5 separate regions of the Homo sapiens genome follow, and all the other regions are linked to region 2. A link is a contact called in ENCODE Hi-C or POLR2A ChIA-PET data. All regions are on one chromosome and are shown on one strand. The core of a region is the stretch at or near the end of the contact, and the rest is flanking DNA. Distances in the headings are between cores, read along the strand shown. Region 1 holds the start of CD3E (CD3 epsilon subunit of T-cell receptor complex). Region 2 holds the start of BCL9L (BCL9 like). Region 3 holds the start of IL10RA (interleukin 10 receptor subunit alpha). Region 4 holds the start of JAML (junction adhesion molecule like). Region 5 overlaps SMIM35 (small integral membrane protein 35).

What was found. A loop is a pair of places that touch in the nucleus more often than their neighbours do. ChIA-PET counts read pairs that join two places held with the same protein, here RNA polymerase II (POLR2A). Pooled maps may share reads with other maps.
Region 1: a map of CD8-positive, alpha-beta T cell shows a loop between it and region 2 (5-fold over the local background). The contact joins the promoter of CD3E here to the promoter of BCL9L in region 2. A Hi-C loop is called at or near these places in 2 of 168 maps with a recorded cell type or tissue (CD8-positive, alpha-beta T cell and Caco-2) and 7 of 50 pooled maps.
Region 3: a map with no recorded cell type shows a loop between it and region 2 (6-fold over the local background). The contact joins the promoter of IL10RA here to the promoter of BCL9L in region 2. A Hi-C loop is called at or near these places in 1 of 37 single-sample maps with no recorded cell type and 5 of 50 pooled maps. POLR2A ChIA-PET finds 5 or more read pairs at or near these places in 2 of 52 experiments (Caco-2 and OCI-LY7).
Region 4: a map of naive thymus-derived CD4-positive, alpha-beta T cell shows a loop between it and region 2 (7-fold over the local background). The contact joins the promoter of JAML here to the promoter of BCL9L in region 2. A Hi-C loop is called at or near these places in 1 of 168 maps with a recorded cell type or tissue (naive thymus-derived CD4-positive, alpha-beta T cell), 2 of 37 single-sample maps with no recorded cell type and 12 of 50 pooled maps. POLR2A ChIA-PET finds 5 or more read pairs at or near these places in 2 of 52 experiments (WTC11 and activated B cell).
Region 5: a pooled map shows a loop between it and region 2 (6-fold over the local background). The contact joins the enhancer-like site here to the promoter of BCL9L in region 2. A Hi-C loop is called at or near these places in 2 of 37 single-sample maps with no recorded cell type and 9 of 50 pooled maps.

Annotation. Positions count from the first base shown.
Region 1 is chr11:118,301,756-118,307,514 of GRCh38, reverse strand. It overlaps CD3E (CD3 epsilon subunit of T-cell receptor complex), which reads right to left and starts at 2,785. Exons shown (of 9, transcript NM_000733.4): 1 at 2,739-2,785; 2 at 2,514-2,621; 3 at 207-227. The coding sequence starts at 2,562.
Region 2 is chr11:118,923,642-118,928,787 of GRCh38, reverse strand. It overlaps BCL9L (BCL9 like), which reads left to right and starts at 2,862. Exons shown (of 10, transcript NM_001378213.1): 1 at 2,862-3,550. RefSeq lists enhancers at 1-69, 80-199, 549-1,050, 3,203-3,704, 4,076-4,145 and 2 more and silencers at 1,738-1,797, 2,618-2,757, 2,958-3,007.
Region 3 is chr11:117,982,345-117,988,131 of GRCh38, reverse strand. IL10RA (interleukin 10 receptor subunit alpha) reads right to left here and starts at 1,738. Exons shown (of 7, transcript NM_001558.4): 1 at 1,598-1,738. The coding sequence starts at 1,664. RefSeq lists enhancers at 561-860, 2,251-2,310 and silencers at 1,661-1,940, 1,961-2,060.
Region 4 is chr11:118,220,886-118,226,619 of GRCh38, reverse strand. JAML (junction adhesion molecule like) reads left to right here and starts at 1,609. Exons shown (of 10, transcript NM_001098526.2): 1 at 1,609-1,679.
Region 5 is chr11:118,007,641-118,013,554 of GRCh38, reverse strand. All of the region lies in intron 4 of SMIM35 (small integral membrane protein 35), which reads left to right. Among named protein-coding and RNA genes, the nearest start is that of IL10RA, 24 kb to the right of the region's middle. RefSeq lists enhancers at 2,320-2,820, 2,966-3,065 and a silencer at 3,590-3,639. Within about 2 kb of position 2,459, at least 21 of the 41 ENCODE cell types and tissues checked have a DNase peak (open chromatin) inside an H3K27ac peak, as active enhancers do.

The DNA of each region.
Region 1 (5,759 bases), core at 1,536-4,035, 620 kb after region 2:
TCATTATTTCCTGCCTCTGTTGCTTCCCTCTTCTGGGCTAGAAATATCTCCAGACTTGTGAGGAAAGTCAAAGGGGTAGATGGCAGAAACTCCTTTTCCTGACCTCTGTGGAAGTTCTGTGGGAGGCCTAAGAGAAAGCTCCATTCATAACTACAAAGAATGATGGGGTGATTTCATAAAAAAGAAAGAAAGAAAGCATATCTCACCATCTTGCCCCCAAACGCCAACTAGAAAATAAATAAGAAAAAAAAAGTGTTAGTAAATGTTGTGGGTACCTGCATTCCTAAACAGAAAAAGGGCTGTGTTGCAGTATGACCACTGATGACATCTGATGTCCTTCCCTCTTGCTGCTGGGTCACAGCCATTTCTACACCCTAGAACAGTGGAACTTACTGCTGGTATTGACCAGGGGTTCCCAGGAAATTTGGGGGGAAATAGAGGAAGGAAGCATCTAGCATTAACTATGAGCCCACAATTTTTGACAAGCAGGAGTCAGAAAAAGTTAGGACCATTTTTTGGACGACTAGAGACATAGCAAAAGAATTTTGCCCCCAAGCCTCCATTTTGAACATTGGTGTCTGTGGAAGAAAAACACGCTCTTGGTTGGGTACAAACACTGGGATTCTTGTTCCATCTCTGGCTCTGCTTTTCTGGTGGTTCAGTTTTTCCATTTGTTTTCTGCTTGAGACAGAGATGGAAATATTTGAAACCCTGATTACTCATCAACTAGGGCCTGTGCATTGAAGAGCCTGACCACATTTCCACCGGGCCCTCCAGGATGCCCTCACTCAGCAATACCCTGGATTCATTACAATGATCAGTTTCCCTGGCATTGCCTGAAAGCTTTCTGCACACCTAGGCCTTTCTTTTACTGAAACCTCTACACAGGGGGAGACAGGATCCCCACTTTCCTATCCCCAGAGCAGACTGGGCACATTCCTATGATGCCAGATGTCTAGAGGTGATTGGGTCTTTGATACTGTCTCTTTTATTTATTTATTTATTTATTTATTTATTTATTTATTTATCTATTTTGAGACACTCCAGGCTGGAGTGCAGTGGCTTGATCATGGCTTACTGCAGCCTCGACCTCCTGGGCTCAAGTGATCCTTCCACCTCAGCCTCCCAAGTAGCTGGAACTATAGGTGTGTGCCACCTTGCCTGGCTAATTTTTAATTTTTTGTAGAAATGGGGTTTCACTACTTTGCCCAGGCTGGTCTTGAACTCCTGAGCTCAAGTGATCTTCCCACTTTGGTCCCCCAAAATGCTGGGCTTACAGGCGTAAGCCACTGCACCTGGCCCTTCTCCTCCTCCTCCTTCTTCTTTTTTTTAAGGAAAAGCATACTTTATAACACAGGTCTCTAAGAAAATGCCTGGCCACTCCTTACAGGAGTCACATCCTGCCCCTCGCTACTCAATATGTTCCTAGGACCAGCAGCAGATTAATAAACTTGAGAGCGTACTAGACATGCGGAATCTCCATTTCCAGTCTGGGTCTTTTGAAACAGAAGCTGCATTTTTAACAAGATCCCCAGGTGATTTGTGTGCACATTCAAGACGTGAGAAACCCAAGATGAAGCAGGAAGTGGAGACATCGTTGCTGTGGGTCTGAGACGGGAGCACCAGCTGTGATAGTGTTTTCTAGGTCTTTGAAATAAAACCATCACGAGCCATTTTGCCTCATGTGGTGCAGCCATTTAGAGTACAAACAGTCCTGGTCTCACAGATTGGCTTCGGCACTTACTATGTGGTTTAAAACAAGTTATTTAACTTTTTTGAGTATCAATTTCTTAATCTGTGAAGTAGAGAGGACTTATCAGTTTATATAGTCAAAATTAAAAAGAATTTTAAAAAGAGGATATAACACCTTCCTTCCTAGGCAGAAGTAGGATTAAACCAGTTAACACGTCTAAATAATTTTTTCTTTACACAGTATCTGACAATAAATGGCAACTTTTTTTGGTATTATTTATCTCATATGAGATACAGAAATGCTCTTGGTTATTTATCAATTCATAATCCATCTTGCTTCAAAAAAATGAAATAAACTGAAAGTTGTTGGTCACTTGAAAAGGACTAAAAATTACGAGGCGTTTTATGGTCTCAAAGATAGTGAATTGCTATATATGCCCTGTGCAGAGTTTGGACGCAAGTATCTGGTCTCTTCAAAACAAGGAGTGGAGCTTCGCTCTTCCAGTCTCTTTTGGGTTAGTTCTGGAGGGCTGGGTAAGTTGGAATGAGCTCGTACTTAGAGGTAGCGAGACCTCTCTGCTCACAATAGCTATGATCACCCCAACTGCTCTTCTTTGCCTGCTCCCCGAACGCTCTCCCAGGCACCCGTGGCCTATCTTTTTCTTTAGTCCCCAGCTCTAATCCCTCACCCTAACATAGCACAAACAGTTCCTTACATCTGGTAAATGAGGCTCCTTGGTGCCACTAGGCAGTGCCAGGTAAGGCTGTAAGCCTTCCAGCGGTCTGGAGACACACCACCCTTTCCACTCCATCCTACTCACCTGATAAGAGGCAGAGGCCCAGAACTCTCCAGTGAGTGCCCGACTGCATCTTTGTTTCATGGGACTGTTACTTTACTAAGATGGCGGAGGCCAGCAGACTTACTACTTCTGGAAAAAAAGCAAAACAGATGACTTTTTCAAAACATCTGCTAGAGATAAGGACCCTGGGGCCATTGTTCCCAATGCTAGGATGAAAAAGGAGGGCTTTATAAGAGAGAGACTCACCATTTTCTGAAGCAGGCACCTGAGGCTGGGAGGGGAGGAGGGTTTCTGAACCCCACACAGGAAGTAGAGAGGCCTCTGGGCCTGCGGGTTTTACCTCACTTGGAAACGTTCAAGGCAGAGGCCTCCACCTGGACTGGTTGAAGAAAGCTGGGTCCCACAGCCTTCCTAGAAGGCCAAACAAGAGGACTCTGACAATACCTGGAGGGGCCATGAAAAATACATGACATTTAGCTGTCCAGACCATGTAGTAGGTTGGCACAAAAGTAACTGCAGTTTTTGCCATTAAAAGTAATTGTAATACAATATGCCTCCACATTGCGGGGTCTTCCTTCCTCTATAAGCTCTGACAGGAAGAGGGAGATGCACTGAACATTTGCTTTCTGTGTGGTGGATCTGGCATGGAGCAGCAGGGTGCAGCCATCTTATTAACAAAACTTGTTGGCTTGAAAATACATGTTGACTTAAATCCATAAGAATTAAATCCAAAGAAAAAATGCCACTTTTTACCTATATTCTTTACAAAAATATTTAAAAACACAAGACTCAATGTTGAACAGGGTAAAGAGTGATAGTGTCAAAGTCTGCTGGTATGAGTGTGAATTGATGTAACCTTTCTTTATGTTTAAGCATGCATTAATCAAATGCTTACTATATCCAAGCACCGTTCTAAGAGCTTTTCTGATATATCTTATTTAATCCTCAAAACGACCCTCTAAGGTAAGTATTATTTTTATTTTTATTTCCATTTTATACTTGAGCAAACTAAGGCTCAGGCAGGTTATCTAAGTTGCAGATTACAGAGCTGGGACTCTAGAAAACATTTTGATGAAATTCACTTATTTAATACATATTTTCTGTCTACTGTACTGTAGTTATATGCTGGGTGCTAGTAATACAGGAGAAACAAGATAAATAGTCCTCTTGGATAAAAAAGGAAATGTGGAGATTAAACAGATAACCTCATAACCAATAACCATGCCCCGCATGATGGTGTACACCTGTATTCCCAGCTACTCAGGAGGCTGAGGCAGGAGGACTGACTGAGCCCAGGGGTTCGAGACTGCAGTGAGTGTGATTGTGCCTGTGAATAGCCACTGCGCTCCAGCCTAGGCAACATAGTGAGATCCCATCTCTAAAAAACCCCCCAGATAACTTCAGGAGATTGATGCTAAGAAAAAAGACGTTCAGGTGCTGTGGGAGTGATAGAAGGGATCTAAGATAGTCTGGGGTGGGATGGGGAAGAGAAGGTCCCCCTGAGCAGGTGACATCTAAGCTGAAATTTGATGGAGGAACAGCAATGAACCAGGTGGAGTGGAAAGCATTCCAGATAGAGGCAGCAGCATGTTTGAAGTCCAGAGATGAGGAAGAGAAATGGAAAATCCAGCACGGCAGGTAACAGGGAGAACGAGGAGTGTAAGAAATAATATAAGAAATTCGCCAGATATGGTACTTTGGGAGGCCAAAGCAGGCAGATTGCTTGAGGCCAGGAGCTCAAGACCAGCCTGAGCAACATGGTGAAACCCTATCTCTACAAAAAAATACAAAAAATTAGCCGGATGTGATGGTGCTCACCTGTAGTCCCAGCTACTCGGGAGGCTGAGGTGGGAGGATCACTTGAGCTCAGGAGGTTGAGGCTGCAGTCAGCTATGATTGTGCTACTATGCTCCAGCCTGGGCAATAGAGCAAGACCCTGTCAAAAAATAAAAATGAAAAAAATAAAAGAGATAGGAAACTCAGCAGGGGCCAGATGGGAAGGGATTTGCAAGCTATGTTAGGGATTCTTAAGGATTTTCTTAGGGCTGTAGGAAGTATTCAAATAGTTTTAAAAAGGTGAGTGACAGTATCAAATTCTTATAATATTCAAATGGAAAAAGTTGGGGTTTTTTTTAGATGAAGTCTCACTTTGTTGCTCAGGCTGGAATGCAATCGTGCGATCTTGGCTCACTGCAACCTCCCCCTCCTGGGCTCAAGGGATCCTCCTGTCTCATCCTCCCAGGTAGCTGGAATTGCATGTGCCTGCCACCACGCCCAACTAATTTTTGTATTTTTGGTAGAGATAGAGTTTCACCATGTTGCCCAGGCTGGTCTCGAACTCCTGAGCTCAAGCGATCTGCCCACCTTGGCCTCCTGAAGTGCTGGGATTACAGACATGAGCCACCATGCCTGGCCAAAATGAAAAAAGTTTTAATGATGGAAGTAATACGTGCATGTTAAAAACAATGCATATAGAAGGGCTGTATAACAATAGCCCCTGTTCTACCTTGCTTCACCCCTACACTTCTCCCTAGAGAAAACAACTTTTAAGTTTTTCAACTTTTTTTTTTTTTTCCTGGTGGTTACCTTCGTGTCTGTAAATGTGCATTGCTATCCATCGGGTTTTCTGGGAAAAAAAGATGGAGATTTGGGCAGGTGGCTCTCTGAGGAAGCACAGGAGCATCATCTGTAAGGGAGAGAGGGGCAGCATCTGGCAGAGAGAGGTGAACTGCGATGAGACATATCAGGAGCCTCAGCCAGAGCCATGGGGAGTTCTTAGCCTGGGATCACCTTCCCAAGTTATCCTGAGTTATCCTGAATTGAGCAAAGGGGCCATGAAAAATACAGGTATTATGAATTGAGGGGCTGCGAAGTTGGGTGAGGGGGCTGCGAAGTTGGGTGAGGCAGCTGCTTCTGCTGAAGGCAATGTCTTTGAAAGAGCTCAACTGTGAGTCCTCTGAGTACAAGAATCCCAGCAGTTGGGGGAGGGAGCAGCCCTGGAGTGATGACCTGGGTGCAGCCACAGCATCCATGCAGTTTAACACTTGCACTGCTTGGAGCCATTCGCTTCATGTGATAATTTCATCCTGTCCTTAAACAGCCTTTTCGGGATTCTGGTTATCTCTTTTTTTGGAGAAGCTTATAAAAGGAAAGTTTCCTAATGGGACAAATTACAGCCCCATTAGCACAGTTGCCCCAGGGCGCATCTGATAGGCAATGCTTGTTCCCTTTTCTGGATTGCTCCTAGCCTCAGTTAGCACCTCTGCT
Region 2 (5,146 bases), core at 1,613-4,112:
TGGGGGTGCGGGCGCAGCCCAGCAGTGAGATGATGTGGGGGTCGAGGGGCAAGTGAGGGGCGCTGGGCAGTCAGATGGAGGCCCCACAAACCCCGCCCCCAGACCTCTGACTGACAGTGCCCTGAGCCAATGATTGAAGTCACTGTGGGGCTCTGCGTTAACTCTTTCTTGGGTCCCTATTTGCTTTAGGTGATAGAGTCCTTTTCAGGAACTGTTTGGTCTGGACTCCTCCCACCTTCTCGGGCTAGTGCTCCAGCCGGTGAGGAGTACCAGCTGGAGAATCCTTTTGTCCTAGTAACCCCGGCAACGGGATGCCTAATCTCAGACCCCCAGCAGCCCCAAAGTAAATTGTATTACAAGATACGGTTGTGTGTACACACTGTGCTTCCAGAAACAGCCCCTCGTGGCGCTGGCACACCCACACTGCGTCACGAACGGGCACCCTCACGCACCCATACCCATGCGGGCACTTCCACCGACGAACGCCAACGCTGACACACCTGTGACACCCCTCGTGACACAGTGACACACAGATACACGGAAAGACAGAGGTTCCCCGAGTTGGCCAGTAGAGGGAGCCGCTCGATTCCAGCAAGGGCCCCCTGCCTCTCTCCTTTCCTCCTGGCTCTCTCCAGGGTTCCACCCAGAACTTGTGGCTGCCCAGAGCTCAGCTCCGAATCCCAACCTGGAACCTCCGCTGGGGGAATGAGTCACAGCCCCACCCAGGGGAGCGCTCCGCGTGGCTGCTCCATAGGACATGTATTGTGCACCATTTAAGAGACCCCTGGCAACACAGACTCACTTGCCCCTGCAAACACTGTTTTGGACCTACTACGAACCAGGAATTGTGCCAAAGAGATCATAACAAGCCCCTTTGGCTTGTCATATATGTAAGGGGAGACTGATCCACATAAATGCAGTGGTCCCCTCTAAGAAGCACCCTGTTGGAGAAGTGGGGGCCCATATTATGTCTTTCTGGAGAGGAGATAAGAAATTAAACCTTATTTCCATGGGTCAGGTACTAGCCTAGGTGCTGGGATCTTTCACATTAGAAGCCTCTCTGGGCTTTGGTTTTCTTTTCTTTTAAGTGGGGATAAAATCGACTTCTCAGGACTGTGGTGATTCAACCCCCTAACCCAGGACAGTGCTTGGCACAGCAGGCTGGCACTTGGAAAAGTTTTGGTGATTGGATCAAAGCATCATCATGAGACAACGTGCATGAAAATGCTTTGTAAGCAGTGATGGGACACATGGGGGGGGGTTACTATGTTATCTTCTTTCAGGTTTTTGTCCCCTTCCACCTGTGCCTCCCTAAACCTTGTCCAGTGCCCAGCTGTTGGCACCATCAACCCCTCAAGGCCCTTAGGAATCTTTTGGGGGAAATCAGACATATATATATATGTGTGTGTGTGCATACACCTATACATATATAGGGGTGTGTGTGTGTATATATATATGTGTGTGTGTGTGTGTGACAAGATACAACACATCAGGAAGTACTCAGATGCTATGATGGGATAGGTGGTCAGAAGAGAGGGAGGTCAGTGAGGCTAGAACTATCTGGGGACCATCTGTGAGGAGGGGCAGGGGAGAGGGCCGAGGAAACAGCAGGAACAAGCAGGCTGGCTAGTGTTCTTCCTATCAGACACAGTCAATGCTTGTCACTTGCTATTAATTCTGGGTGGGTGGGGACAGTAGGAAACAGGGAAAGTGCCCTGGGATAAGGAGACCCAAATTCTAGTCCTGGGCTTACCACTTTCTAGCTGGGTAGCTCTGGGTAAGTCCTTAGGTAATGCAAACCTCAATTTCCTCACCTCTGTAATGGGACCATAACCTCTTTCTTGCAGGTTTGTGGTGAGCATTGAAACATGTGAAATGTTTTTAAAAAGCGCTTTGGGCCGGGCGCGGTGGCTCACGCCTGTAATCCCAGCACTTTGGGAGGCCAAGGCAGGTTGATCACCTGAGGTCAGTAGTTCGAGACCAGCCTGGCCGACATGGTGAAACGCTGTCTCTACTAAAAATACAAAATTAGCCGGGCATGGTGGCAGGTGCCTGCAATCCCAGCTACTTGGGAGGTTCAGGCAGGAGAATCGCTTTAACCCAGAAGGCAGAGGTTACAGTGAGCTGAGACCGCGCCTTTGCACTCCAGCCTGGGCAACAAGAGCGAAACTCCATCTCAAAAAAAAAAAAGGGCTTTACATTTTCTTTTTCATTGCCTCGATCGTCCTATAGGGTGGTGAGAGTGTGTGTGTGTGTGTGTGTGTGTGTGAGAGAGAGAGAGAGAGAGAGAAGCACTTTGAGGTTAGGTTAGGAGAGTTCTTTTGAGAAGACAAAGGTTTCACTTCCACAAACATTTTCTTAGCATGCACTTTGTGCTGCTGAGGATTGAGATGAAAAAACTCAGTCTGTGTCCTCAAGGACCTCATGGTCTACTAGGAGAGACATGAATAAAGAGATGCTCAGTGCATTATGGATGTGGGTGGGTACAACGAAGAGGGGACCCAGTGCTGTGTGTGTGTGTGTGTGTGCGCGCGCGTGTGTCCAGGCAACTTCCACTCCTTCCAATCAGTGCAGATAGGAAGGTAGGTTTGTCAAACCTTTCCCTAGCCTGGGATGTTGTTGGCGCGTCTCCTCCCCAGTTCTCAGGAGTGAGGAGGAGAGCAGAAACCCCCCTCCCCGCCCCCGGGCCAACCTGCCTCCCGCTAGCCGGCCGGGCGCCTTACCGAGTCAGACCACTGGGAGGCTGGGGGAGCCGGGTTGGGCGAGGAGGCAAGCGAGATGGGGGAGCTCTTATTTTGACAGGGGCCTCTCCGGGCTCTGGTATGAAGGCAGAAGGAGGCAGCCAGAGAGCCCCGATGCTTATTCAGGCTGGGGAGTGGAGCCGAGTGGAGGGGCAAGCGAGGCTCCGGCAGCGCAGGGGAGCCCGGGGAGGCGGCGGCGCGCGGCGGAGCCAGTGGCTGGACATGCCCCGGACCCGGGGCCGCTGCACCACCGCCGCCGCCCGGAGCCAGCCGGCCGGACGCCCGCACGCCTGGGTCCCCCGGCGCCGCGCCGCCCGGGGGCTGTGACCCGGACCCTCGGAGTCCGACCAACAATAAGCGCCCAGACAGCCCCTCCCCACCCAGCGCCCGGCATTCCCGCGGGCTTTGGGGAAAGGAAAGGAGAGGCGAGGAAGGAAGGAAGGAAGCAAGCAAGCAAGCAAGGGAAGGAGGAGCAGGAGCAGGAGCCGGAGCCCTGAGGTTCGGGGCCGAGACCCCGGCCCCGCGCCCCGGCCCCGGCGGGTGTGCGCGCTCTCCCGCCACTGCCCGGCGCCCGCGACCATGCTCCGCGGTTGGGAGGCAGGAACCCAGGCACCCAGCGATCCCCGGATAGCCTCTCCCGGGCCGGGCTGGTATTGAGATCAAGGCGTCCAGGATCAAAAGATCACCGCCTGCCCGCCCCCTCTGCATCTCCAACTGGCGAGCAGGAGGACCCCCATCCACACAACGACCCTGACCTGGTCATGGCGTCCAGCTCCGGCCTGGCGTGAGGACCCCCCAATCCGCGTGAGGTGAGGGGTGGGCTGGGGGCAAGGCGAAAGTCATGCCAGGCCAGCAGAGGCGCGAGGAGGGAGATCCAGTTTGAATCGGGGAGGGGAAACACAGTCTGATTGTCTCTTGCTCTCTGGCACGTACCCCCAGGCTGTTTAAGGTGTGGGGGACTCCCCCAGGGTCAGTGGAGGCTACTCTTAAGCCCCCAATCAGGTTGGCAGCTCCAGAACACCGTGGGGAGGGCTTAGGGACAGCCAGGGGACCCTGCCACCCTAGCGCAGAGAACAAGGCCGGCCTTGGGCCAGCTGGAGCAGCGAACCTTGCCCTGGGGGCTTCTGGGAGATGTAGTCCCCCTCCCAGGCTCACCAACCCCGTGGGTCTCAGCACCCCAGCCCTCCTCCTCTGGCTGATAGGAGCCTCCAGAAGGAGGTGGGTTGGGACTGGGGAGAGCTGGGGGTCACCCTTTTCTCCCAGGCACTGCCTGTGAGTAGCGGGGGCTGTGACTGAGGAGTCTCTTCTTCCAAGGCTTCTGAGTGATGTGGGCTTGGCTGGGGGGTGGGGCAGTCATACAGTTCCTTGGAAGTGTCCCTGCGCTGCTAAGGGGAGGTGGCCCCTGTCTTGATCCAAAGGAACCCTCGGGGAAGAATGTAGGAAGAGAAGTGAGCTTAGGCTTCTTGTTGCGCTGGGGTAGGTCCTATTCCAGGGCTGCTGGAATTTGGTTTCAGAAGAGACAGAGGGCTGCTCTCTCCTTCTGAGAAGGATAGTGTCCCTTGAAGTCTAGGAGTCTGGAGGGTGTCTCTCTGGAGCAATGAAGCTAGGATCAGCTACTGTCTGTCTGTCCAGCTTCCTTCCTTCCGGGTTTTTCTGACACCCCCTCTCTCCCTTCTCTTTCTGTCTACTGCTTGGGGTGTGTGTCTGTGTCTGTGTCTGTGTCTGGGGGAACCTCTGCTGCGAGGAGAAAAAGTGTTGCTCTGAGAGAGGTGAACTGGGCGTGTGTTTGAGCCCTCACAAAGGGGTTCCAAGCCTCCCTGGATCTTCTGCCCTCACTCCCAGCCTTGGTTTAGTGTGAAAGCTGACTGTGCCCTGTATCTGCTCCAACTCTGCTGCTGCCTCTGAGCAGCTCTCTGGATGAGACCACCACAGTGAGTGGGCTTCCACTGTCTTCTCCTTCTCTTCTTGGTCTCTCCAGGGAGCAGCCACTTCCGGGCAGGGGCTGCCTTGCTCTTCTGCTGCCTCTCAGCATGGGCCGGGCTACCTTCTCCAGGTCAGGACCACAATTTCATGACCCCAGAGGAGGAGCATGCTCAGGCCCTGTCTTCCTGGTGTCAGCTCTGAGGCCCTGCTGATAGAGGCCTCAGGACAGGACAGGGAGAGAATGGGTGAGGAAGGTGAGGAGCAGGGAGAGAGACTGGGAGGCTGGTGCCAGGAAGGAAGGTGCCGCCTCCCCCAGGTGATTTGCCTCCTTGGCCTTGGAGAGCCAGGCCTGGAAGCAGCCTTCTGGCCACCTCCCTCTAGGGGTTCCCTGCTTACCCATGTTGCTCCTGAGTGGGGTGGGGTGATGGTTCACAGCAGGAAGGGTGCTGAGGGGCAGGTAGAATACCTAAAATCTTGGATCC
Region 3 (5,787 bases), core at 489-2,988, 940 kb after region 2:
CTGATGCCTACCAGGGAAGAAGGCAGGGGCCGAGGGCTAAGCAAGTTGGCAATGAGCTCTCAGATGTGTTAGTCCCTGGCTCTGCCCAATCCCTGTCCCTGCTCTAGCACTATTCCTAGGCTTGGCCCCATCCACACACCTGATCCCCACCCTGGCTTGGCCCAGGCTCCAGCTCAAAGCCACCTCACTAAGTACACAGACAGCCTGCTTGCTGACATCTGCCTCCTTCTCTTCATAGGTCTCCTGGGCTCCCCAAGCTAAGTGCTTGCCTCATTCCCTAGTTTCTGGGAGGGCTTTGCCTATAGCCAGATGTCCAACCTCTGGCTGGGCAAGGACAGATGGAATAAATCAGCTCTGGCTCTACACATGGCTGAGGACATCCCCACAAGAGCTGGCACCTGTAGCTCCGAGGAGAGATACTCAATACCAATTCCTAGCTCTACTCTCCCTTTACCCCCAGTACACACCATTCACCATGGGAAACACTGCTGAAGGCATTGTCTTCTTTGTAAGAATGCAACAAACATTTCTACTTTAAGAGTCTTGTTGATCAAGCAGACTGAAGTATGTGCAAGGCCAACGGCTGGTTGGTTCCCTTTCTCTCCTCCTTGATCCTCTAAGTTCTCTCCATTTGACAGCGACTCTGCTCCCGCTCCCTAGTGTTCTAACTTCTCTACATCTCTCTAATCATGCACCTGTTTTTTATTTATTTTTTGGGGGGGAGGACTCTGTCATCTGTCTCTTGCTTTCTTTCTTATACCGTCTTTGATCTTCACGTCAGTGCCTTGATTTCGAAACATTAGACGGAAAGTGAAAAATGCAGCGAGTCGTTGTGGTATTTGGGCTGCACATCTCCGACTCAGCTCTCGATCACGTGAATGGCTGACTGCATGTTTTACTTTGTATTTTGGTGTCATGAAGAAGCAGTTTCGGTCCTTGCTCTCTGTCTCTGCTCTTGGTCCTTCCAACTCCCGGCTCTTTCATTCTGTCTCTGGGGTTTACTTTTCTTAGTTGCAGAAACCTTGCCGGAGAACTGTCTGGGTTAGGAGCCTGAACTGGGTTAGAAGCCTGAACTGGCTGGGTTAGGAGGAGAGAGGCAGGGGGCAGTGGGAGTGAGTTGGGGGCTACAGGTGGAGCAAGGGGGATCAGATCGGGGTGATCAGTGAGGGATGAAGGTGAGATGGGAGAAGGACAGACAGAGGTTAGTTGAAGAGTCGACTAAGAGAAGGGAGAGTCAGGAGATCAAAATTATTCCCCAAGGGGACAAGAAGTCCCATCATTTGAACCTAAACAGCAAAAAACCTAGAGCTAAACTTACGGCTCATCTAGAAGTGGGTGGATGATGAGGTTTGCGGGTTGGGGGTTTGGCCTTGCGCATACTTCTCTATCCTTCCCAATCCGTCAGTTCCTGTCAATTTCAGCCTCTTCCACTTCCACAACAGGTGAGCCTGAGATCCAGGTTTGCCAGAGTAAGGGAGCACCCGGGCACCGCTCTGCCAGAGGGCCAGCCAGCCAGGGCTCTCCACTGGATGGAGAACTTTAATGGAGCGGGCGCGGAGAGGGCAGGGCAGGGAAGGGCCGCGTCCCGGAGCCTTACCATGAGCGTCTGAGCCAAGACGGAGGCTGAGGAGCGCCGCCAGCAGCACTACGAGGCACGGCAGCATCCTGGGCGCGCCGCATCGTCCGGGGCCGGAGCGGAGCCGGCCTGCGCGCCTCCAGCTACCCTTGGGCTGGGACTGACAGCTCCGCCGCCCGCTCCGCCAGCGCCCCGCAGGGCTGACGTCAGCGGGGCGAGGCCTACAGACGCCCCGCCCCCGAGGCCGCGGACGGGGAACCACTGTCCCACAGGGCTACCGCCTGGGGCAACCCGAGGCTGTCCTGGGGCGCTAGCGGGCTCCGGCCACCCCTCCCTTTCCTTCCCTCTGGGCCTCCAGTGCCTTCGGATCAAAGTGGTCCGGGTAGCCCGGCCGGCCGTGGGTACGTGTGTGTGGGTGTGTGCGCGCGCGCGTGTGTGCATGTGCTGGGAAGCAGGTGGCCAGGCACAGCCTCGGCCCTGAGTGCGGAAGGTGGGGTGAGGGCGTCCGAGCCGCTTTTGCCTGGCGTGCCGGCTTGGCGTTAAGGATGTGGCCGCGGCCGCTCCGAATGGGGAGGAGGTAGTTGCAGGCCCTTGAGGGCAAAGGCGCCAGGACGCCGGTGTGAGTCTTGGCGTTGCCCCAGGGCCTCCCCGTCTGGGGGTCTGAGGACACCGATGGATGAATACTGAGTAGTCCCCTACCTAATTGTTGGAGGGGGGTCCACAACTAAGCAGTTTATGCAGACCTGCCCCCAAAGTCCCAGGAAGCTGAGAGACCCAAGAAAGAGGCTTTTAACCAGCAGCTCAGCAGCTGAGCCTCAAACCGCGATTTTTAAAATTTTTTTATCTATTTTTTTTTTTTACAGTCTCGCTCTGTCGCCCAAGCTGGAATGCAGTGGCGTGATCTCGGATCACTGCAACCTTCGTCTCCCAGGTTCAAGCGATTCTCCTGCCTCAGCCTTCCGAGTAGCTGGCATTACAGGCATGTGCCACCACGCCTGGGCTAATTTTTGTATTTTTAGTAGAGACGGGGTTTCACCATGTTGGCCAGGCTGGTCTCGAACTCCTGACCTCAGGTGATCCACCCGCCTCAGCCTCCCAAAGTGCTGGGATTACAGGGGTGAGCCACCGCGCCCAGCCTTAAACCGTGTTTTAAACTTAGTTTCTCTTCTTTCCTTTTTTCTCTTCCTCCTCTGGGCCTCAAGATATAATTTTGAGACAAACTGCATGTATGTTACCTCTCATCTTAAAACACAGCCTCAGGACGTGCTGTGACCTCCACTCCCTTTCCTGTCCCATACTGTACTCCCATGCCTTACGCACGTTTATTTACCTACGTGCTTGTTAAGCACACGCTATGCTCTTACCTGGTCATATATTTCCTTAGATGCCTCAGGAGCTGCGTCCTGATAGGGACCAGGCACCTCCGGAATTCTCTCTCCAACAAAAGCTTACTTCAGGAGTTGAACATATACCCTGCTGAAGAGTAACTAATTTATAACCTGGCAGGATCCACGATTGCACCAGCCCCTCCACCAAATAAGACGATAATTAAAGAGGACCACTGGAGCAAGTCACACCACCTGGTACCTCCTAACCTCCCCCTTGCCTTTTCTGCATTTCAGATCCTTTCTTAAAAAACCCCTGCGTTCCCCCCATGAATTGAAGAGTGGAATTGTTTGCTGCTCTTCCCCTGCTAGCATGGCAGCTAGCAGATTTTCCTTTATTATCCATTCTTTCTACAAGCAGAGAGCAGCCAGATCCTTTTGCAGGTTACAGGCTGACACATCCAGTTTCTTCGAAAAAAACATTTAATAAGGACTTATAAACAGAAGCTACGTTTGTGTCTCCATGATTCACCCCCAGGACCAGGGCTTATAGACCACAGGGGAAGGGTGATTCAGAAAAGATGTGTAGGACAGTTGAAGTATGATAACATCAAGGTTGTTTGACCTAAGGGCCGGATTTACAGTAAGTGTTTGCACTTACACAAGGAGCAATTGATAAATTGGGAATCTCAGAGGTCTTCTGGGAGGCTCCAAAGCCAACACGGCCAAAACTGTGGATTAGCATCCAACATGGAGTTGCTTTAGCCTCCATAAGGACTTCTCCCAGTCTCTTCTGGGTTTCCCTTGCTTGCTTGAAATCTGATATTCAGACCAATTTTTGTGTTGGGTAATAGCACTACTGGAGTGCTGGGTAACACCTCAGCACATCCTCAGTCTCTCGCACCTCTGTGTCACTTGGCTCATCTGAGGCCATCTCCAGGTGAACCAAATATGTGAGGATATGAGAGACAGACTGTCCATCACTTTTTCTTGGAGGCTGACACCTGCTTCAAAGTGTGTGTGTGTGTGTGTGTGTGTGTGTGTGTGTGTGTGTGCACTTGCAGTCATATATGATTTGCAGTGGCCAGTCTGTGGATTTGGATTTCATTGTGGTGTGGAGAACGTTGTCTGTTTGCCAAGTGCATATGTGTGTTTGGGACTGTGTGTGCATCCCTCAAGCCCTGCCCTTGTTCTCAGACAAACCAAAGAAGAGGGGCTCAGGACATTTCTGGCCAGCAAGGCCCCACTCCAGGCCTGCTGCCCCACCCACCCGGCCATACCCCGCCCTGCCTGTATTGTAGTTTGTACCTTCATTTGTTCCTGAGCTCTTGTCCTGTGTTCAAGAAGAATGAGAATTCGCTGACAGTTGAAGGGTGAGGATGGGCAGAGAATAATTTTATTGAGTGATGGACCAGCTCTCAGCAGAGAGGGGATGGGGAGGGGGGTGGTTCCCCGCTCCCACAGTTGGGTGTTTTTTTTTCTCAGTGTGGCTGGATCCAGGGCTTTTTCTGGACTCAGAATAGGGAGTGCATGCCGATTGGTTTGTGAGTATGCAAAAAAGGTTAAAGTGAAAATACCACTCAAAGGTGGGTACGACAGTGTAGAAAACCAATTAGGAAAGGGTAGGTGTATGTAAAGTAGGTGAAGGGTGGGGATCAATCAGAGGAAAGCGTGCCAAATGGGAAGACAGGTTCTCAATCTGGTCTGAAGATTTAACTTGCAGCTTGGCTTTCAGGTTTTAAGTTGTCTTCAACTTGGAGGTGGGGTTTCACCAGGGACCCGCCCTATCTGCCTAGGCATTTGACTGCCTCCTGTAACTATCACCTGCTCCTGGGAGGTTTCCCTGGCAGTGCCCAATGCCCACATGGAGGGCCTTATTTACTGCAGCTTTTGAGAAAGGGCCCCTAACTTAGGTGTGTGACACCAGCACTGTGCGTGGTCTAGGAGTTAGTGAGGCATTATCCCCATGGTTTGTGGAGATATAAACCCTATTTCAATATTTTCAGAGCGGAAATCTCTCTGCCCAGTGGCCTGGACTGAAAGTGTGCCAGGTTGGCTGGGGGTGGGAGTTGGGAGATCCCATCCTGTATCTAAGAGTCTACATTGGGACTAGAAAGACCTCACTCTTGACGATAGTCAGCGAAGGCAGGGGTGCCTCAGCTACATGGATGGGGGAGAGTGATATCTGCAGGCCTACCAGGACACATCATCAGCCTGGGCCACCCTCAGGAGACAGCTCTTGTTGCCACACCCCCAGATGAGTGGAGAGGGCAAGCCCCAGGCTTTTTTAATGTGTGAAGATTTTTTTTATACTCTCTGTTGCTCAAGTGAGGAATTAAGATGGTAAATTGCTCAGGAGTACCCTGTCATGACCCAAGGGGTGTAGCTGCCTTCTGAAACAACTACTTAGTTACCCCGACCTTTTAAAAGAGAAAGACACTGTGATGTTTCTTCCAGAACTTTTTTTTTTTTTTTTTGAGACAGAGTCTTGCTCTGTCACCCAGGCTGGAGTGCAGTGGCCCGATCTTGGCTCACTGCAAGCTCTGCCTTCCGGGTTCATGCCATTCTGCTGCCTCACCTCCCGAGTAGCTGGGACTACAGGCATCCGCCACCACGCCCGGCTAATTTTTTGTATTTTTTTAGTAGAGACGGGGTTTTACCGTGTTAGCCAGGATGGTCTCAATCTCCTGACCTCGTGATATGGCCGCATCGGCCTCCCAAAGTGCTGGGATTACAGGGGTGAGCCACCGCGCCCGGCAATTTTTTTTTTTTTTTTTTTTTTTTAAGACAGCGTCTCTCTCTGTTGCCCAGGCTGGAGTGCAGCGGCACAATCTCGGCTCACTGCAACCTCCATCTCTCAGGTTCAAGTGATTCTCATGTCTTAGC
Region 4 (5,734 bases), core at 360-2,859, 700 kb after region 2:
TAAAAGCTGAATTAAATTTAAAAGAGTTTAATTGAGCACAGAATGATTCATGAATCAGGCAGTCTCCTGAGCCAGAGTGGACTCAGAGACTCCAGCGCAGCCACGTGGTGGAAGATTTATGGACAGCAAAAGGAAAGTCATGTACAGGAAACAGAAGTGAGGTACAGAAATAGCCGGATTGGTTACAGCTCGGTGTTTGCCTTATTTGAATAGTTTGAATCATTGGCCATCTTCGATTGGCCAAACTCAGTGACTGGCACAAGAGTAGACTAGAGTCCGTATACTATTCCATTTACGTTATAGTTCATGATGTACAGAGAAACCTTTAGGCCAAACTTAAAATATGTAAGGAGGCAGCTTTAGGCTAAACTTGATTTAACAGTGGTTTTCAGCATCGTGCAACCAGTCATGTCGGAGCTGTACCCCCGCAAGAACCTGCAGAGGTTCCGTGGTGTGCTGGAACCAGCTTACATAGCAAGAGCTGATTACAGGCTGAGTACCCCTAATCTGAAAATACAAAAGAGTGGTTGCTATTTCAACTCCAAAATCTGTAACTTTGAGTGCCAACATGATGCTCCAAAGAAATGCTTATTGGAGCATTTTGGATTTTCAGACTAGGGACGTTCAACTTGTATGTATTCGGCAAATATTCTAAAATCTGAAAAAAATATGAAATCTGAAACATTTCTGGTCCCAAGCATATTGGATAAGGGATACTCAACCTGTATTAAGTTTTTTAGGAATTTTGCAAGCCAGTTGTTAAACTGTTGGTAGCTTGAAATAGGTTATGATGGGAATATTTATGCTGTGGAGATTGCTGGCTCTCTAGCACATCACTTCTCAAGGACCATGCAGCGTAGTGCTTGGGAGCAAACGTTCAACAGCTTTTCAGATGATACAGGACAAGTTCCATGAGTCTGCCCATGCCTAGGTCAAGCCAATCTAGCCGAGGTTGAAGGTGCGTACATTGAGAACACCTATTTTGAAGTGGTGACTAAGACTGAGAGGTATCTTGAAGTGAAGAAACCTTGAGTTCTAATCTAGGATGTCCAAGTCACCCAAGAGGTTCTCTATGGGAATCAATGGCTGCCTGTATTCTGGAAATGCTGATATCACATGGCCAGAGGAAACTTTCATGTCTACATGGTGAGTTGGAGGACTGGGCAGGCGTATCTTTGGAAGCAGGGATTGGGTGATTGCCTGGCGAGGTTGCACCTCTGTTTTGAGAGGAAAAATAAAAGAGGTTGCTGTATCTTTAACACAGAAGGTTTTGTGTTAATATTACGTTTATTGTATTTTGTTTGCATGAAATGGATTTCTTTCTCAGCACCTATTTGCCTGGTGCCATTCAAGCTCCTACCCTCAGAGGGCTTGTCATCTAAAAGGGGAGATGGCACCTGAAGAGGTCTGAGTGTGAGGTTCACCTCAGTAGGTTGAATTTGTCACCTCTTTTTAGAATGAAAGTATACATAACAATTGGGTAATGGGCCAGATGACTGAAATGAGAACCTTGATTTAGAGGTTCCTGTTTGCATCTCTGCAACCACTTCAGAAGGCACGTGTTTGGTTTGCTCTGAGCCTAACCTAGAGTGCTCGCAGCAGTCTTTCAGTTGAGCTTGGGGACTGCAGCTGTGGGGAGATTTCAGTGCATTGCCTCCCCTGGGTGCTCTTCATCTTGGGTAAGCAGTTGCTTTGAATTTCTTAAGCCATTTTTTGAACTTTTCTCACACAGAAGTGTGCCAGTCCTGAAGGCTGGTTGAATTGGTAGTCTCTCAGGATTGTGAAGCTGCGATTGCAGAACTCTTGATCTCTGCAGGGGGATGTCATAAAGTAGTCTAATGGGTGCTGTTTCAGTTACTGTCGTGTAGAGTAACTTAGGTGAATCTCCTCAGCAAAAAGAGGAGCAAAGTTTCATCATAATAAGAGTACGTGACAATGATTATGACAAGGCTTCAGCTTTTAAGTCACCCGTGGGTTTAGGTGGAGCTGTGACTGGCTGTTCTTGAGCTCACAGCAGAGCTCTTTCTTCACTGTTTTTCTTTTTAGAAGACAGTTTTTAATTTTATTTTTAAACAAATTTTATTGTGTGTATTTAAGGTATACAACATGATGTTGTGGGATGCATGTAGATAGTAAAAAGTTTACTATGGTGAAGCAGATTAATATATCCATCATTTTACATAGTTATACCACTGTTTTTCTTCTCCCCATTATAGACAAACCAATATTTAACCTTTAGAAGCCCGAGACTTAAATCTCCCAAGAAAGCTAGGCTACTGTCCATGCTTGTTACACCCTCAGCACAGCCCTGACCTTGGGAAAGGCTGATGCAGGATGGTTTAGGTATAACCTACTCTGGAGAAGAGAGCAGGAGTAAGGACCTCCAGGGTCCCATTCGCGTAGAGCATTAACCGATGTGACCTAGACTGTGTTACAGAAGCCACGTGACCTACCAGTCTGTATTCAATGGCTTAACAATGGAAAATGAGGGCATATTTTAAGACGCATGGCTTAGAGTGGTTATATGGACTTGTAGACCTAAAAACATCTGAGAGCCTAGAAGTGCACAGCAGTGTGCAGATAGATTGAGAGGACTTGGCTCTGCAGGTGGACAACACTCTGTGAGTAAAAGAAGGCTGTGCAGTTGTCCGTTTGCTCAGTGGTTAGTTGTCCTTACTAGGGACAAACACTGAGAGACAGCAGCTCTCCCTTATTTTGTCTCATGATATTGTAATTTGGGGGGTAACTTTCACATCTTGTATGGTAGTCTCATTGTAGCATGTCTCTTTTCTGAAGATTTCTTTTCTGTAATATAAAGGGGTATGGATTTTTTGGAGGGAGGGGGTGCCACTTGTTCTCATTACCCAACAGGATATGGAGGAGAGTTGCTCAGAGAAGATTAGTATAGAGTCACTACAAGTCATTTAGGTAGCCAAAATGATAACTCCAAAATTTCTAAAAGGCAAAAATCTTTACTTGCTGATAGAGGGGAGAGTCAACTTTCCAAGCAGGTCGCAATAAAGACAGCATGATGCCAACCGAATCTATTTCCTCTCTCCTCCTTTTTCTGTTGTTTATTAAAAGGTAAACAAAAATCTCATTATTTTAAAATATTATGCAAAAATCTTGTTTATGAGAGAAAGCAAAATTTCACCTTTGCATTAGTATATTATTAATGTTAGATCCAATTCTTAATAAAACCTTATAAACAAATCTATACAATCATAGTTTGACCATAAGGTAAAACGTCCACAAACCTCTCATAATTCTTTACAATTTTCTGTTAAACAAATAAATTCTCTAGAAAACCATTATTCAGACACATGGGCCCGGATTCTGGCCCTACATCAGTGTGCTTTTATTTCAGTGTTCGACCTATGGAAAAACTAAGTAATCCCCTTTAAATCTTAGCCAACCTGCTTATACCCACAGAACTTTTCATGAGATTAACCCTTCACAAACCCTTTTCAACTTGCTTAAACCATCAGTTTTGTCACATTACTCTTTTTTTTTTTTTTTTTTTTTGAGACAGAGTCTCACTCTGTCACCTAGGCTGGCATGCAGTGGCACAATCTCGACTCTCTGCAACCTCCGCCTCCCGAGTTCAAGTGATTCTCCTGCCTCAGCCTCCCAAGTAGCTGGGATTACAGGCGCTCACCACCACACCTGATTAATTTTTGTATTTTTAGTAGAGACGGGGTTTTGCCATGTTGGCCAGGCTGGTCTGGAACTCCTAACCTCAAGTGATCTCCCCACCTCAGCCTCCCAAAGTTCTGGGATGACAGGCGTGAGCCACCATGCCCAGCTGTCCCATTACTCTTTTAGGTGAGGCCAATAGTTAAAACCCTCTGAGCTAGACAAAATTACGTTCTCTTTAACAGAAACCATATTCACACGCCTTCTTATAACCTCCCACCAAAACACATTCTTTACTTACACTGTCTTTATTTTTTATGTTATTTACACTGTCTTTATGTTTAAAAATCATTAGAGTCACGTGACCTAAAAGAGATTAAAGTTTCAATTTTTTCTGATAAAATGTTTGATTTTAGTTTCTTTAAGCCAATTAATTAGAGCTCTTTTATATAAATACTATACATACAACACATATAAATACACAGACAGACAGAAATGGAAAATCAAGACAAAATTCCATTGACTGAGAAGTTCTTAGAGGGAAAGCAGGGGCTTTTTGTTTGTTTAGATGGAGTCTCGCTCTGTCGCCAGGTTGGAATGCAGTGGTGCGATCACAACTCGCTGCAGCCTCAGCCTCCTGGGCTCAAGTGATCCTCCCACTTCAGCCTCCTGAGTAGCTAGGACTACAGGTGCCTGCCACTACATCCAGCTAATTTTTGTATTTTTTTTTTGTTCAGATGGTGTTTCACCAAGTTGCTCAGGCTGGTCTCAAACTCCTGGGCTCAAGCGATCTGTCCACCTTGGCCTCTCAAAGTGCTAGGATTATAGGCATAAGCCACTGTGCCTGGCCAGCAGGGGCTTTTAAAACAATATCTGTATACATACAGCCCAAATATCGTCTTTAATTAAGTTGATTTCTGACTATGGAGTTCTCAAAATAAAAATCCTATAAAAATCTTTTATTACCAGATTTTAGCCAGGACAAATGGCCAATATTTCTGGCTTTTGAATCTTTACCTAAAGGTAACCTCCTATGTGAAATTAATAAACCTTAAGTAAGGGGATAACTTAAACAGGGACACACAAGGTGTCTCCAAAGAGATGGTAAGCAATTTACAAGATCTAGAATTGCCCCAAAGGTAACTCAGAGAAAAGAAAATTTCAAGACAGGAAATTAGGAGCTCTCCATGGAGGGGAAAAGAATCAATAAATGATTAAACCACAAAAGACTCACTTTTGGAGCCAGGAATTGAACCCAGGGCACCACTGTGAGAGGGCAAAGCTTTAGCAGTTGAGCTACAGCAGGGGTCCCCAACCCCTGGGCAGTAGACTGGCACTGGTCCATGGCCTGTTGGGAACCGAACCGCTCAGCAGGAGGTAAGTCGGGGGCAGACAAGCAAGCATTACTGCCTGAGCTCTGCCTCCTTTCAGATCAGCGAGGGTATTAGATTCTCACGGGAGCATGAACCCTATGGTGAACTGCACATGCAAGGGATCTAGGTTTCATGCTTCTTAGGAGAATCTAATTCCTGGTGATCTGAGGTGGAACAGTTTCATCCCCAAATCATCACCCACCCTCCCTGGTCTGTGGAAAAATTGTCTTCCATGAAAAAATTGTTTTCCATGGGGAAAAATTGTCCCCGGTGCCAAAAAGATTGGGGACCAGTGAACTATAGTGCAAGATAACTGCTGTTGTTTTTTTCCGGGAGGAGTTTAGAGCATTTCAAGCTTGCAAAGGATTTTAACTGCTCAAGAGAACTTTCTAGGACTAGCCATGTAATTATTACGCATGCTTCTTTTAATTTTGCCTTTTCCTTTTAATGGTGTACTCAGTTCCAATGGTGACTGAATCTAAAAGCCTGTTAAACTCCAGATAGTGATTTTCCAGATTTTTACCATATAAGCAAAAGGTATTTCCAGAAAGGGGTAGAGGAGGCATCTCTATGACAGGGAGCTCTTGAACTCAAGGGGAAATTGATAATTTTACTTGCCACCTCCAGAGTCACCCTTGGCTTTGTTTTGCTGTGATTTGGAATTCAGCGGGGGCAGAGAGCCCACTTCATTTTAAGGCCATCAGGGGCTAGAATTCTGTCCTCAG
Region 5 (5,914 bases), core at 1,210-3,709, 910 kb after region 2:
CCTGTTTCCTCCTGTCCACCCAATCCATGCCCGGCCTTTCCTTCCTGGGAAGGTTCTGTTTGCATTCAAGGTGGAAGCTTCTAGAGCACAGCTTTTTATCTTAACTCTTGCTCTGAGATAAAATTTCCAGATGGCCAATATCTCCAAGAAGCATCACTCTAGCACTTCAGTTCTGAGCTTTCTGAGCCCAGGAGCCTCCCCTGCTTCATGGCCCGCCAACTCTGGCCACACGTTCCCTTGCCTGCCTTTAAGCCCATCCCTTCCCCACATCTCAGTTGCTTTTTCCCATTCAAACCATTTCTCTCTTGGGCAGTTCTTGCCCCTCCCAGGCTCCCCTGGACTGCCCTCATCCCCTCGGATCTTCAAGGCCTGGCCTGGCCCCTCATTGTGGAGAATGAGGGGGTCTCCTCTGGATACGCCACCAGCCTATGGTATGGGAGTCCTGGGGAGTCAGGCCTCTGGGAATGGAGTCTGGCTGGGCAGCAGCGGCTTTCTCTCAGAACTAAAAGAGGCCACCATTCCTCAGGAGGAATCTAGATCCCAGGAAGCCCCTGAGCCTGTAGGAGGGGTCACAGATGTCCTGGAGAACCAGCCCTGCCCAGTGCAGTCCAGTGTGGGCAAGGCCTCCAGACACCAGCAGGGAGCTTCTTTATGTAGTATCTCCAGTTACCTGCCCTTGTAGGGTTGACCAGGGGCCAGAAAGCCACTCATAGCTTCAATAAGCAAAGTTATACAGAGGTGATTCCAGACATGGTTTTAACATTCCCACCTGAGGCCAACTTCCCTGAAGACTGAGCTGGGCCTCGACTCTGCCCTGCCCCCTCTGTACTTGATTCCAGCACTTTCAACCCTCCCCCTGCCCCATCCCCAATCTGGGCCTGTTCTCTTACTGCTCAAGGCCTCAGTGCCTCCCAAACATGGCCAACTCCCAATTTTGATGTGCAGTGCTGAGAACAGTCTAGAAACATGTTCTTGTCGCCTAGGCTCCTGCAATGGGCTGGGCACGGGGGAGTGGGTGAGTTCTACATTACAGTGTTCTGCATTTCTTGTGCAAAGCCTGTCCTGTGGCAAAAGTGGGCCAGAAATGGTGGGAGTGTGAAGAGGAACCCAGGCGAGGCTGAACAAACCAGATAATGCACCAGGGAAACCAGGAATCCACTGTAGTTTGGTAGACAGCAGGGCAGTTCCCCTCGTGAGTCATCACTCCTTTCTCCGGTCTGTGCCCTGCTGGACTGGAGGCAGAGTGTGCACAGGACGTCAGCTTAGAAGGTGCTTAGTGCAGACTTGTTCAAACCAGAGAGGCAGAGTCCTCGGGGCTCCTGTGGATGGAGTAGGGCAAGAGAAGGGAGCCTGTCACTGCTGAAACCTGCAGTTAGAACAGCCAGCTGCCAGCCTCTCTGCTAGCAGCCCAGCAACAGATGCAGGAGCCCAATAGAGCAAGTGGGAGGAGGAGGGAAGCTGTGTGATTTCTCTTCCTGTGCTCCCTTTCCCAAAGCCTCATTTCTCGTTTTGGGTTCTAGCAGATTGTAGAGGAAGGAAGGTGGGGAGCCTCACCAGCCCTTACCCCATTTTCTGCCAGGGTCTGGAGGCCATTCTCCCAGCATAGCCAGGCTTTGACTTAATTACCAAGTCTCTGGATTTGGAGGTCTTCAACTGAGTCTTCTGCCCCTGAGTAAGTGGGAGTGAGGAAGGCCCCTTAGTGGTTCTGAGACCCCTCCCTTCCTTGAAGGCCTCTTGGAATAGCAGGGAGGGGAGATGAGTTGTCTTCGGCTTCCTTCCTTGGATTTCAATTCTGAGGACTGGGGCCTCTTTCCTAACCCCTGAGGTTTGGGCCCCAGTAAAACTTTCTTTCTTTCTTTTTTTGAGATGGAGTCTTGCCCTGTTGCCCAGGCTGGAGTGCAGTGGCGGGATCTTGGCTCACTGCAACCTCCGTCTCCCAGGTTCAAAGGATCCTCCTGCCTCAGCCTCCCAAGTAGCTGGGGTTACAGGTGTGCGCCATCATGCCCGACTAACTTTTATATTTTTAGTACAGATGGGGTTTCACTATGTTGGCCAGGCTGGTCCCGAACTCCTAACCTCAAGTGAGCCACCCGCCTCGGCCTCCCAAAGTGCTGGGATTATAGGTGTCAGCTGCTGCACCTGGCCCGGCCCCAATAAAACTCTGTACCCGCACCCTGCCTAGCAGGGATCCTGGGTCTGCAGTCCATGCCCGGCCACCCTAGGCCCCCGGAAGTGCTCAGAACTCAGTAGCCTTGGGGAATCTTGAAAGGGAGGATGGGACCCAGGACCCAGGTGGCCCTGGCCCCAGGTCTGTGGCTTCAGGTGAGGAGACGGGGACAGCTGCCCGGGGCTGGGAGCACGGAGGGTATTTCCCATCCTCGGGAGCAGAACTGATACTGGGCGACTTCCTCTTTTAGGGCCCTCTGACGCACCCTCTGTCCCCTCAGCCTCCCCCTCTTTTCCTTACTTCCGCAGGCTACTGGCGAGCACAGCTTTCTTCACCCTTGGGGCCTGGGCCTTACCCCTGGACTTTGCGTGTTTCTGTTGAGGGCTCTAAAGGGCAGATTCCAGCTTGTTTAGAAACGATTCGGGAGCAGATGCCTGGAAACCCAGCCACAGGTTTGGCTGAGCCAGGCACTGGCTGGGACCCAGATCATAGCAGTGCCAGAGCCTCTCCCAACACCTTCCCGCTACCTTTTTACGGTTCTTCTTTCCACTGGCCCTAAGAGCCCAGAGGCAGTCACGGGGGCTGGGGGTCCAAGGGCTGGCTGGTCCGGGTTCCCCTGCCACGCTTTGGTGCCTTCTCTGGGGCTATTCTCCAGCCTGGGTGGCCTCTTGTCCCTGCAGCCCCTCCCCTCCTGGCCATATCTAGTCTCTGTGAGATGGCCCAAGTCCGTCTTTGCTGTGACTTCGCTCAGGGCTTGAGACTTGACACCAACCATTTTGATCTGAATTGCAGGTGGCCACATTTCCTCCATTTGTGCTGTTCCTCAACCAGGCTGAACCCTCTGCCAACAAAGTTATGTTCCATAGGTCTTTAGTAACTCCTAAAACTGGAGCGTGCTGGAGGAGGTCAGTGACTACTTGCCGAGTAGAGAAGAGACACCCAATGTAGCCACAGAAGGCTGCTTTGTCCTAGAAAATTGATCAAAATCATGATGAGGCTGGGAGGCGAAGAGGGAGCTTTTCTCTCCTCTAAGTTCTCCTTGAAGTCTTAATGATCTCGTCCCATGCCAGTGGCATTGGAGGGGGCCAGGTGCCAGGAGCCAGGAGGGCAGTGTCTCTGGTGCCCCTCTCTCTGCTTCAGGAGTCTGAGAAACTCAAAGTAGGAGCAGATGGGAGGATCATTATTATCTTTTTAAAAACTGCTTAGTGATCAAAAGGAGGAGCAGAGACTGTTTGCACAGTTCACAGTCCACAGAACACAAAGCCTTTTCTTGCATGGTACTGCATTTTGAGCCTTATGTCAAGCTTGAGACACAGGGATTATTCTTGGTCCCGTTTTACATATGGGGGCACTTGGGTCAGAAAAGCAGCATGCTTTACCCAAGTTCCACAACTGGCTACTGGCTGCACCAGAGCTGAGCAGAGTCTGCACCCTCACGGATGTAGCTGACATCAGGGCGTAAGGATGAGAACTGAATGTAGTATAAGGTCTGGTTCTGACCCTGCCCTGATGTGCTGTGTGGTCATGGGCTACTTACTCCACCTCTTTGGACATCTATTTCAGCATCTGGAATCAAAAGATTGGACTATTTTTCCAAGGCTTCTCCTGGTTCTTACCTGTAGGAGAGCAAAGACCTCATCTACTTTTTTTTTTTTTTTTTTTAAAGCGTCTGCATTCTCAGTTCTTAGCGTATAGCCTGGTCCATAGTAGGTGCTCAGTAAACAATTAAAAGATGCAAGTACAAAGTGTCAATATATCTTTCTAATTTAGGAGATGGCAGTTGAAAGGTGATGGCTGCAGTTCCCTAGTGGTCTAGGATTCTAAGCATTACTTAGCCTTTCCTTGACTCTGCGTGTGTCTGACCAGGTTCCAAGTCTGGCCCATTCCCAACCAACTTTACCTGTAGGGTGAAACGCTAACATTTGCTGAGCACATATCAGTGCAGGGCAGAGGCTTATGATGCGCGTCTTCATCCTCACAGCCTCACAGGTGAGGGAACAGAGGCCCAGAGTGCCGTGAAGTGATTTGTTCAAGGCCAAGCAAGAATCTATTTTCTTTATAGTCCTTTGTCACCCACTTCTAGCCTCAGTCCAAACTGGCAGCTATCCTAACATCCTTGGCCCCCAAGAACATACTCCTCCCTCCAGATGGTCTCTAATCTCTTTTTGGGGTCTCCTTGTGTGGTGAGAAGGGCGCTCAGGAGCCCAGTCCTCCCCAGGCCCCATCCTCAGCTCTGAGCTTCCCACTGACCCACTCCTCTTTCTTCCTTTTGTTTTTTTAGAACTTCCTTGACCTCCAAATCACCAAATTCTGCCCATTCTTCATGCCAGCTCAAATTTCCCTTCTCCAGGGAGACTTCTGTAAGACCCATGGATCTTGTGCTCTGCTGATTTTAAATACAGATAGTCTCAGGCCCCCATAACTTTATTATTGATTATTTCTTTGCATTCATTTATTCACGCTGCTTCCATAACATGCCAGGAACTATGCTAGGCACCATGGGGGCATCCAGTCTCCCTGAAATTAACCTTGCTTTCTCCTATTTGATGGGCATTTCTTGCAGGCAGAATCAGGTTTTAAACCTCTTCTGAGTTCTCCACGGTACTTTGCATGGCTCTGGCCATAGCCAGGAACTTCTCAGGAAATTGTGTTGAAATCTCTCTTCAGAACATCTTGGGCATTGCTTCATCCCTGGTGCAATCCTAGGTGCTCTGAAAACCAAAACTTTTGATCTCTCCCCATCCTTGACTACATTCAACCTTGTGCTCATGATCAGTTACATTTCTGAGAGAGAGCACACAGATGACGATTTTTCTATCTTAAAGGATAACCTAAGGAATGATCAAAACCGTGACAAGGCTGGCAGGTGAAGAGGGAGCTTTTCTCTCCTCTAGGTTCTTCTTCAAATCTTAATGGTCTTGTCCCATGCCAGTGGCATTGGAGGGGGCCTGGTGCCAGGAGCCAGGAGGCCAGAGTCTCTGGTGCTCCACTCTCTGCTCCAGGGGTCTGAGAAACTCAAAGTGGGAGCAGATGGGAGGATCATTATTATATTTCTAAAAACTGCTTAGTGATCTAAAACCATCTAGAAGCCGTGATATTTAAACAGATCTGGTACAAAACAGGAAGCCAGTGGCCTGGTGAATTCTCACACTTGGAGACCAGAAGTGAAAATGTTCTGCCTGCCCAGAGTAGCAGCAGGCCAGCAAAACAACAGGTGTGGCCGGGCACGGTGGCTCACGCCTGTAATCCTAGCACTTTGGGAAGCCAAGGCGGGTGGATCACTTGAGGTCAGGAGTTCAAGATCAGCCTGGCCAACATAGTGAAAACCCATCTCTGCTAAAACTACAAAAATTAGCCGAGCGTGGTGGCTCGTGCCTATAATCCTAGCTACTAGGGAGGCTGAGGCAAGGGAATTGCTTGAATCTGGGAGGCAGATGTTGCAGAGAGCTGAGATTGTGCCACTGGACTCCAGCCTGGAGACAGAGCAAGACTGTCAAAAGAAAAAAAAAAAAAGAAAGCAAGAAGTTGAAAAACAAATCAAGAAAAAACAGGTTGGGCAGTGCTGGAAGTGAGTTTTTATCTGCAGAGCTATTGGGTTGGTCTACTCCTCCCTAATCAGGAGGATGCGGTTTCTCATGATAAGCAGAGAACCACTGGGGGGATGATGGTGAGCAGTATAAGAAGTCACATCTTCGGCCGGGCACAGTGGCTCACACCTATAATCCCAGCACTTTGGGAGGCCAAGGC